Linked DNA regions of Homo sapiens: region 1 is linked to region 2. Evidence: chromatin contacts called from ENCODE Hi-C data. All regions are on one chromosome and are shown on one strand. The core of a region is the stretch at or near the end of the contact, and the rest is flanking DNA. Distances in the headings are between cores, read along the strand shown.

Region 1 (5,494 bases), core at 559-3,058, 1.9 Mb after region 2:
GCCGGGTTCCCCACTACCTGGTTATAAGTAAGTCTACAAACCTAAATGAGCATTGTACAGCGCTTACTATAGTTCATAATTATTCTGTCATCAGGGACAAACATTGTAAAGACACTTTTTCCTCAAAGCCTTAGCATTCAATTTTTTTTTTTTTTTTTTTTTTTTTTTGAGACAGATTCTTGCCCTGTCGCCCAGGCTGGCGTGCAATGGCTCCATCTCGGCTCACTGCAACCTCCGCCTCCCGGGTTCAAGCGATTCTCCTGCCTCAGCCTCCCGAGTGGCTGGGATTACAGGCGTGTGCCACCACGCCTGGCTAATTTTTGTATTTTTAGTAGAGGCGGGGTTTCACCATGTTGGCCAGGCTGGTCTCAAACTCCTGACCTCAGGTGATCTGCCCGCCTCAGCCTCCCAAAGTGCTGGGATTACAGGCGTGAGTCACCGCGCCCAGGCAGCACTCCAACTTTTTATATGGATTGTTAACTGTACTGGTTCTTGAGAAGCCAGACTGAGCGCTTATACAATTAGTCCAAAGATCCCCAAACAACATTTAAAGGCTGTCTACAAATTCAAGCTAAAAGACTGTGTACAAATTCATTTGTGTGTCACAAAACATTTAATACTGAAAGAGATTCTTATTCAAATAGGCAGTGTGTAAATGTGGGGTCTGTTAACAGTTCAAATTGCAGATTCCTTTCCTTCTTTAAGTTTTCATTGCACCACCACGAACTAAACCATTTAACATACCTCAGAGGTCTCTGGGTACCTAGTCTCTCAGAGGCCTTTGGAGGCCCACGAAGGCTTATCTTAACTAAAATTGGCAGGGCTGGCTGATAAAGTTAACGGAACTCCCCATTTTGGAGGCAGACTTAGTAATGGTCAAACGAAGAAACTGTTGTGGTCTGTTCTTAAAAAGCTACTAGTATTTAGTGCTTCACAGAGGAAGTAAAGAAAGCAATAATCCGAGATGAGGAGGAGCAAATACAGGCGTGGCGGTAGTTCAGGACTGAGTCTACAAGGGCGGTTCTCAAGGGCGTCACAAAATCCTATGGAAGGCTTGGAGGACGGCACTCCTGGATCTGAGCCCTACGTCCCAAACACCTTCAATCGTATTGTGAGGAAGAAGACCTTTTACACACTCCCTGCTGCTGGCCCCCGGCCCCCTCGCCCCACCTCCGAGTGGTCACATCACACGGCGGGAGCCGCGGTCAGCAGCTGTGATCACACCCCCAGGACCGTGCTCTGCGGGCTGGGCTCGAAGCCTTGGGACGCGGCACTTCCTGGTTGGTACGGGATGCCGGTCCCATCGCCCCCACCAGCCCAGTCATGCCACCGCGCACCCGAACCAAGGGCGCCCGGATGACCTGGGGACACCACACACACTGCACCCGAAGCCCTGTGGCGGCGAGGCGGTGCATCCTGCAGAGGACGCCTGGGCTTCAGCCTGAGCCTGCGCGGCTCTGCGCTCCAGGCAGCCGCCCGCGCGGCAAAAGTGCGTGCCAGAGTTGTCAGCTTTCACCCTGCAGGAATTCCACCCGAAGGCGTGCGAGGGAGGCCCTTGGGGATCGCTAGGGAGTCCGCCGCCGACTCACTCGCTGAAATCCCGTCCAAGTTGGGCGGGGAGCGGCCAGCTGCCCAGGTTGGGCGGAGGAGGGACGGAGGGCGAGGGCAGTGGAAACCCGGCTCCCACGGGCGCCCGGTGATCCGGGTCTCGGCGCGGCTCCTACCTGCAGGGCGAAGGGGCCGCTAGCACCTGCGCGTTGGCGGCGGACTCTCAGGGCTCGGGTGCCTCTGGCACAGCTGGAGCTCAGCGGGAGGGAGGGAGAGAGGGCGGGCCGGAGGGGGCTCTGCGCTGCGCGGCCGGCAGGAACTCTCCGCCCGGATTCGCCCCGGATTCGCAGGGGTGGAGCGAGGCGGTGCCAGGTCCCGGGGCGTCGCGGTGCCGGCTGGAGGCCCCAGCGGGGCAGGTCTCGCGACTGGGCCTCTGATCGCCCGCGTTCCTTGTTCTCTTTTCCCAAAGTTTCATAACTCGACCGCATCACCCTAGGGAATGCTCGCTATTAGGACCATTATCAGGTCCTCTCGAGCCGCCAAGGACCAGCCACCTTTCCCGGAGCTTTGCCTATGATATCTATTCTTCGACTACTGCGGATAGTAGCCACAACTGGTCCAACTTATAAGTAAGGAATCAGCAAATCAAACGGCTAAATAACTTGCCTGAGGTGACATAATTAAGAGACTGGAGCTTTGCTGGAGTCTTTATAAGCCTTCTTGCACCTCCTTAGGGAAGTGTTATCGCCAATTTACAGGTAAGGAAATGAAGGCTCAGAACCAGCCCGAGGTCACACAGCTTAGATGGAGGGGGACGGGAATTTGTGTCCCGATGTCTCTAAAACTGGTTATAATTCAGAAATCTTAGCATAAAATAATAAATTGGGAGCAAAACAGGGAAAAGACCCATTCCACCTATGGAACCGTTCAAACACGGCAATTTTGCTGTTTTCAGTCCACTTAGAATAAAGTCTTAAGAAAAAGAGAACCAGTTGTCATGTGGCTTGAATAGCAGCCCTTTGGGAATGTAATTTTGAATATAGGCCAGTTCCAACCTCATTACACGATATTGCATCCCGCCAAAGCCAGGGGAAGCAATGGCCTCCCCATGCACCAAACTGCTAATAACGTCAGCCACTTTAAAGCATTTAGTGGATATTACACAACTGCGACTGACCAAGTTACATAATGTCTTACTGCACACATGGCATTGCATGAAATGAAAAATATAATATACCAGTCCAAATTAGGGGAGGGGGGCCAAATTATAGTCTGGAACTCAGTTTTCCTGTAACCTACAGTTGCTCAGCCCTCCTTAGACCACATTTTTGTCTCTTGAGCACATCTTTTCCTAATGATAGAAGAGTCACACAGCCCTCACTCTTTCCTTGTTGACATAAATGATTGATGTCTTTTGAATCCTATGATACTGACAGATTTTTACAATTAAACACATGACTCTCTGAGCAGAGTATTGCCTAAGAGGAGTTTAGTAAGTTTCAGACAAGCATGTTACTGGAAGGCAGAATACCCTCTCTCCTCCCCTCTTTCTCAAGCTTTATTAGTCACAGATGGTCTGATAAGTCTTGTGCACACACGTAACTGCATTCTTACAAGCTTGTCTTTAGAAATTATAATGCTTTTGGTTGAGAAGCAGCAGTCTATAAAATTGCATCCCAAATTCTTAAGTGTCACTATGAAAACATTTGGCACTTGCCTCCAACAATAGGTCTTTCTACTAAATCTAATTAGAAATAAAATTATCAAGGCCAAGCGCAGTGGCTCACACCTGTAATCCCAACACTTTGGGAGGCCGAAGCGCGTTGATTACCTGAGGTCAGGAGCTCAAGACCAGTCTGGGCCACATGGCGAAACCCCGGCTCTACTAAAAATACAAAAATTAGCCGGAGGTGGAGGCAGGTTCCTGTAATCGAAGCTATTCGGGAGGCTGAGGCAGGAGGATTATTTGAACCTGGGAGGAGGAGGTTGCTGTGAGTTGAGATTGCACCACTGCATTCCAGCCTGGTGACACAGCAAGACTCTGTCTCAAAAAAAAAAAAGAAAGAAAGAAAGAAAGAAAATTATCTAAGTGCCCTTACAATAACTGAATTTCTGCCTCCCTGGGATAGAGGAATAAAATAGGAAATGCCATATGTTGTTTAGAGATGAACTGAAGCTTATGGACTCCCAAACATGAATTTTAGAAGTAGTATGATTTTGTATGTAATTATTTTATTTTCCTGAGAGATTTTGTGATTTTTCTTTCCAACTCTTTCATATCTTCAAAGATGTCAAGAAACAGTGACTAAGTAATCATGCTATACATTCATCTCAATATGCACTTGACATTTTTGTCAAAGTGGTATTTGAAATCCTTTTAATTGTTCTATTTTCTTCTGAGAATAAAAACATATATGTTCATTTTTATAATTTTAACATCTATATTTTAGAAAAAAAATTTTACATCTATGTTTTAGAGACCACAGAAAAACATTTTTAATTAAAATCACCTATAACTCCCACACACACACTCTCTATTAGCATTTAGTATATTTCCTTATTTTTTCTATGCCCAGAGGTTTGTTATAAAATTAACACCATGCTTTACAGAGTTTAGAATCTTCCTTATCTCACTAAGTATTTATAAATTGACTATTTTTTACTGTTATTAAACTTTCTTTAAGATATCATTTCTGTGGTTGAAGAATATTACAATCATTTATCAAATGTTTTAGGATATTTTCAGACTTTATTGCAGTTTACAAATCATGCTAGAATGAACACTACGTTGCATCATCTTTGTCAAGATCTCTACATCCTTAGGATAGATTCCTAAAAGTAGAAATACTGGATCAGCATTTAGAAACATTTTTAAGGTGCTGTGTGATGCTGCAAAAATACCCTCCAGTATTAAATATTGCCTTGCTTATAACCTGAAAATGTCACGAATCAAAATCATATCTTGTTTTAATCAACTTTTTTATAATCAGTAATGCTGAACACGATTTTTTCATGTTATTATTTGTACCATTTACTGAAAATGATCTATTCATGTCCATTACCTGTTCTTTTTCTATGGTAAATTAGTTTCTTGTTAATTTGCAATAATGCTTTCAACAGAAACAGAACTATTTTATCAAAGTGACATACAAATGGTGCTCCCCCAGATTTTCCCTTGTGGTACATTTGATACAAGCACTGCCATCCAGATCATCTAGTCATTTTGGGATACCAACATCTATCATCTTTTCTGACAGTTCCATTTTCTTATAGAAAATTACCTCTCCCCAAATAGGCATAGGCCTGGCAAGACAGCAATTTCAAGCAGTAACCTCAAAAGTGAAGGTCAGATCCTTCTTCCATATTCCCACCACCATTCCATTTACCCTATAGGCCAGGTGGACTGAATCTCAGGGGATGAGGGAGCCGGTGATCTTTGAGGTTGAGCTTATTGAACAGAGACAGAAGCGGCCCATCAGCAGCTTTACCCTGACCAGTAAAACCTAGGAAACTTTTACTTCCTAGGTTTTGTGGGTCTTTTTTTTAAATCTTTTTGTTGCTTCCTTAGTTCCTGCTGTTCTTCCACTTTGTCTTGATTCTGTGAGGCCCCGGTGCCCTTTTCCTTCAGAGAGCAAGTCTGCATTCATTATTTGTCCCCAATAATCCTCACTGACATAATCTGTATGACTTCTGTGCCCTTCAGTCCACCTGACAGTCTGTGGATTAGCAACTACTCATTTCATTCATTCATTCGCAAACATCTAATTGCTAATGTTAATTAACCAATGCACATGTTTCTCTAGAGACATGGAGTATAGAGCAAGATGTTGTATCCCCAGTTACCTGATGACATAAATCACTTCAACCACCATAACAGTGACTCACTGAAAGATCAGAACAGTGTCATTAGTGAGGCTCAAATTTTTTGTAAAAAAATGACAGTGGT
Region 2 (5,026 bases), core at 766-3,265:
AATATGGATGCTTTTAGATTTTTTAACTACATATACTTTTTTTTTTGAGACAGAGTCTCGCTCTGTCACTACATATACATTTTAAACTACGTTTCTAAAATAGTTTACCTTCCTCTTTGGCTCATTTCCTAAGAGGTGACTTTATTTTGCTAGCTGGGATTACAAAAAGTTTATTAAACTGATTGTTGAATTAAATAGCTATTTGTTTCATAGTGCTAGAAGTTATTCTCATCAAACAAAACAAAAGCATAAAACACTTGGTTACTGTAAAAAAAAAAATCTTACCACTTTTTAATATACAGGCATACCTCAGAGATATCTGAGATTCAGTTCCAGACCACTGCAATAAAGGAATTTTCTGGTTTCCCAGTGCATATAACAGTTATGTTTACACTATACCATAGTTTAAGTGTACAATAGTATTATGTCTCTTGAAATGTACTTACCTTAATTTAAAAACATCTTATTGCTTAAGAAAAAGCTAACAAAGTGAGCACATGCTGTTGGGAAAACAACGCCAATAGATTTACTCAACTCAGGGTTCCCACAAACCTTCCATTTGTAAAACATGCCATATCTGCAAAGCACAGTAAAATGAGGTATGTCGATACTTTAGCCCTTAGTCCTTGGTAAGAGAGGAGAGACACACTATAATTTATAATTCTTCTAATTATTTTCAAACTATTTTGGAGAAACATCATGGGGATACTAACTTTTTTACAGTATAAAAGTAAGTTAATCATTCTGTAGTTCCTGGACTAATCCTCCTCTTTTTTTAAATTCATATGCTGCTTTATTTCCATAAGGATACACTGAAACATTAGACGATAACAGCTAATGACAGAATGTAGAAATGAGACATCAGCTTCTCTAACCACTCCTACAAGAATGTTAGTACACATAGTCATTACATGTTTACTTTTGATATTGTCTCATTATATCATAAAATAATGTAGAATACAGTAAGTAGGTGATCCTGTATTTCAGGTAAGTGGTAGGTGGAAATCCGCATTTCCTCTTGAGGAAAATTCCTAGGAATCGCTATAGGAGGGACTTTGCAGCCCTCATTAACACATGGACAAAGAGCAGACAACTGCGTTACAAGGGATTCAACTCACCACTGCTCTGTACTGTCATATCCATGTTGATGACAGTCCTGGCACCTGCTCAACTCCCCCTATAGAGTTTTGCAGTTACTTCCATAGGATGAATTTCAACACTACAGGAACATCTGAAAGGGCTAGAATATTTTCATGCAGGCCAGGCATGGCGGCTCACGCCTGTAATGCCAACATTTTGGGAGGCCTAGGTGGGTGGATCACCTGAGGTCAGGAGTTCAAGACCAGCCTGACCAATATGTTGAAACCCCATCTCTACTAAAAATTCAAAAATTAACTGGGTGTGGTGGCGCATGCCTGTAGTCCCAGCTACTCAGGAGGCTGAGACAGGAGTATTGCTTGAACCTGGGAGGCGAAGGTTGCAGTGAGCTGAGAATGCGCCACTGCACTGCAGCCTGGGCGACAGAGCAAGGCTCCGTCTCAAAAAATAATAATAATAATAAAATAAAATAAATAGAATATTTTCATGGATGTTTCCAAACCTATAAACTATTTTGCTATCAATTAAAACAAAAATATTCCTAATTAAAAACAATAAAAAGGACATCAGGGTTGGTTTTGTTAAGTTTCCAGAAGTATTTGCTGTGACAATGTTCCTCTGAAACAGGCTCGTTTTCTCAGATCTGCCTACACTTCCCAAATCACCTGCATGTTCCATGCTTTAAGGTAGGAACACTCAGAAAACATGCCACATGGGGAAATCAAACATTAGTATGGGGAAAGGTCAGTTTAGAATTACAGCTAAGTTCAAATGTTAATTTTCTGGAAGTGCATATTAGTCATTTGAAAGCACAAAATAACAGAAGGAAGGTCAGAGTTTTGATGAGGAAGTTAAATCATGCACGTCAGTAAGTTCTTTTCCTGCTCACAGAAGAGGGTGAGCAGCGAGTTGAAGCAGCCACTACAACTCTTGCATGTCGCGTGACTACACGGTAGGTCCCAGCTGAGCCGCAAGAGGCATCTCAGTGGGGGCTTTATCTCATATGCTTCTTGCTTACATCACTAAGTGGCTAAATGACTAGCACTTTTCTGCTCTGTGAGAAACATGCAGAAGAGTCAATCTACTTAAATTTTCGTTTTTCAGTTGCAGCTGGACAGAAATTCACTTTGCTGCAGGGTTGCTTTTTGCTAAATCCTAATATGATCACTGTGTGCCCTTATTTGAGTAATACTGTAAAACGGGAGAAAAGACAGGAGACCTTTAAAGAGGGGAAAGACCACTCTTCCCCATTGATGGTATAGGGCAGAGAGTAAGGACACAAAGAGCAAAATTCAAATTCCATTTTACAGGGCAGGAGCCCCTGTCAGTTTACAACTTTTTGGCACAGTCAGGGCAATATACTTGCTCCTCGTGGAAAACAAAGTGCTTGTTGGCCAGATTCACAGAGCATTTTTTGCAGTGGAAGCAGCAGTCGTGCCAGGATTGTCCTTCATAGGCCACCACACTGGAGCCTTTACCAAACCCAGTGATGGGGTGCTTGCATCCAGCACACTTCTTGGCCACAAAGTTCTTGTAGCAATCCACACAGTATTACTGGTCCTCCACAGTGGTGAAATGCTGCACAGCCAGCTTCTTAGAGCAGGTAACACATACAAAGCCCTCGGCATGCCAGGGCTCATCCTAGTAAGTGACTCCCCAAGATGCGATGGCCTTGTTGCACTTCACACAATGCTTAGCAAACTTGGTCTCATGGCAAGTCACACAGTAGAAGTCCTTCCCTTTAGAGAAGAAGCTTCCAGTCCCCATGACTTGCTTGCAGTTGCTACAGGTGAAGCGGTCTTTGTGCGAGATGGTCCCCTTGTACTCCATTTTTGATCTCCTGCCACAAAGGCCTTGAAGCACCCCTTACACTTGGGAGAGTCCTCCTGAGTGGCAAACTTGTTGCACAGGATCTTGTTGTCCTTGGCCACAAAGGTCTCATTGGCAAGGGGTGAAGGCACTTGGCACAGTGGAAGCAGGGGTCATGCCAGGAGCAGTTTTTATAGTGCACCTCCTTGGAGTCCACATGGATGGGCTTGCAGCATTCCACGCAGGTGTTGGCACAGAACCTGTCAAAGCATTTCAGGCAGCAGTGGTGGTCACCCTTCTGCACATACTTTTTCCTCTGCAAGGGGTCCCTGCAGTAGAGACAGTCAAAAACTTCTCTGCCATGGTGCCCACCTTATAGCTGGAGGGACCTCACTTTGGATGTGTGACAAACAGGATGTATTTGGCAAGGGCTGGATATGGTTGAAAACAACTTCCAACGTGCTGCCTGGGGATGCTCACCCGCACAGCTGGCGGTGGCGGAGGTGGCAGTGGCTGCAGACTGCCTCCTCTTTTAATATATGCATTGTATTCATTCTCTTTTGAAGTATTCCACAGATTCTCAGAATCAGTTCTTCATTACGAGCTGTTCAACAATTCATTCACTCAGTAGATATTTACCAAGAATCTATGTGCCAGGCCTGGTGCTACAGGCTAAGGATAAAAAGGGAACACCACAGGCGCTACCTTGGCAGAGCTTATGATCCAGTAGATTTGTTGATTAGAGCGTTTATTATAAGCAGGTATATTCGTGTGTGTGTGTGTGTGTGTGTGTGTGTGTGTGTGTGTATTTAGCTAACTCAAGTTGGAGGAGAAAGGGGTAAATACTAGATGACACTCAAGTCTTTTATCAGCCCATTCCCTGTAAGTCCCCTCTCAACATTCTAAGTTCTTTGTCATCTGAAAAGTATTCAGCAATCTCAGATGTCCTTCTTTTTGTGCTCCTTTTTGGGGAATAGCTAGGTTTCCACACATTTTTTTCCCCACAGGTGTACTCCTACATAGAGAAATAGCCTATTTCACTGCAGAAAGGGTGAGAAAGTTCCAAAAAAGGTAATAAACCAGCTGTTAACAGAACCTAAAAACCCCACTTCTTAACTGTACATCTTTCTGTCTGCCTCCTAAGAGTATGCCTTTGCCTTTGGAAACACAAAAAGAAAGAGAGTACGTCTCCCTTCTGGGGATCAGCAACCACTGCGGATGCTCCTGCACTGGAGGCCTCCGTGCTCATAACCATTATGGGTCCTGCCATTGAACTGTTCTTACAGAAAGTGCTCTTCACTGGGTACCTTGAACCAATGTCAAAACCAAGCCTGTGCCACTAATGTGTGACACTGGGGGCTGTGGGCTACAAGGGGCCCATGTATCTGTGTCAGGAGAGAGAGGCCCCATGCAAAGCAAAATGTATAATGAAGTCTGTTTAACGCAAAAGCTACCTAGGAAAATTCTCTCTGGAGCAAACGCCCAGAATTCCATCTGCAGCCTGACTAAAAGTACCTAGGAGAGAGAGTTGTGAAAGAGGAAGGAGAACAAAGAAGAAGGAGAATCAAGGGAGCTGTGACCCTAACTTATGGTCCAGCTTCTATCACCTGTGACAACAAAGCTAGGAAAACTATGCTACCTACTACCCTAAGACATCCATCTTTTAAACTGAGTCCAACCACCAACATGAAAAACAATACTGACTCACCCCTCCACCCATATCGTCCATTCTGGACCAGACCTTCTACCTTGGCTCACAGGAAAAGAGGAAAGTGTTGATGTGTGCCAAGTGGAGGAGAAGGGACTGTGCTTTGGACTCCCTCTTTCTAGTCACACCACCAGGGAAGATGCGTGCCCTCAGGAGACCACCTGGCAGATAGTCACCCATTTGGCTCCTGGTCCCTCCCCCTTTCCAGCCACTTTCTCCTGCTGAACCCATCTTGCAGTTCATCTCAATTAGGGCTCTGAGTTCTGTCTTTCCCAGACAAGCAAACTCACCCTAAAGAGTTTCGTCCAACGGGACCATCATTCAATTCTTGCAAGTCTCACTAGTCTCACTCTGTGGAGGGCTATTTCTCCCTGTCGTAATGACCAGCTTGACAGTGGATGTATCTTCATC

What was found. Hi-C counts contacts between places; a loop is a spot of excess contacts on that map. Pooled maps may share reads with other maps.
Region 1: a loop to region 2 is called in a map with no recorded cell type, with 6 times the contacts of the local background. The contact joins the promoter of PLD1 here to the enhancer-like site in region 2. A Hi-C loop is called at or near these places in 2 of 37 single-sample maps with no recorded cell type and 2 of 50 pooled maps.

Annotation. Positions count from the first base shown.
Region 1 is chr3:171,808,675-171,814,168 of GRCh38, forward strand. It overlaps PLD1 (phospholipase D1), which reads right to left and starts at 1,809. Exons shown (of 27, transcript NM_002662.5): 1 at 1,725-1,809.
Region 2 is chr3:169,943,481-169,948,506 of GRCh38, forward strand. It overlaps the pseudogene FHL1P1. Among named protein-coding and RNA genes, the nearest start is that of SEC62, 21 kb to the right of the region's middle. RefSeq lists an enhancer at 2,281-2,330. Within about 2 kb of position 2,016, at least 8 of the 41 ENCODE cell types and tissues checked have a DNase peak (open chromatin) inside an H3K27ac peak, as active enhancers do.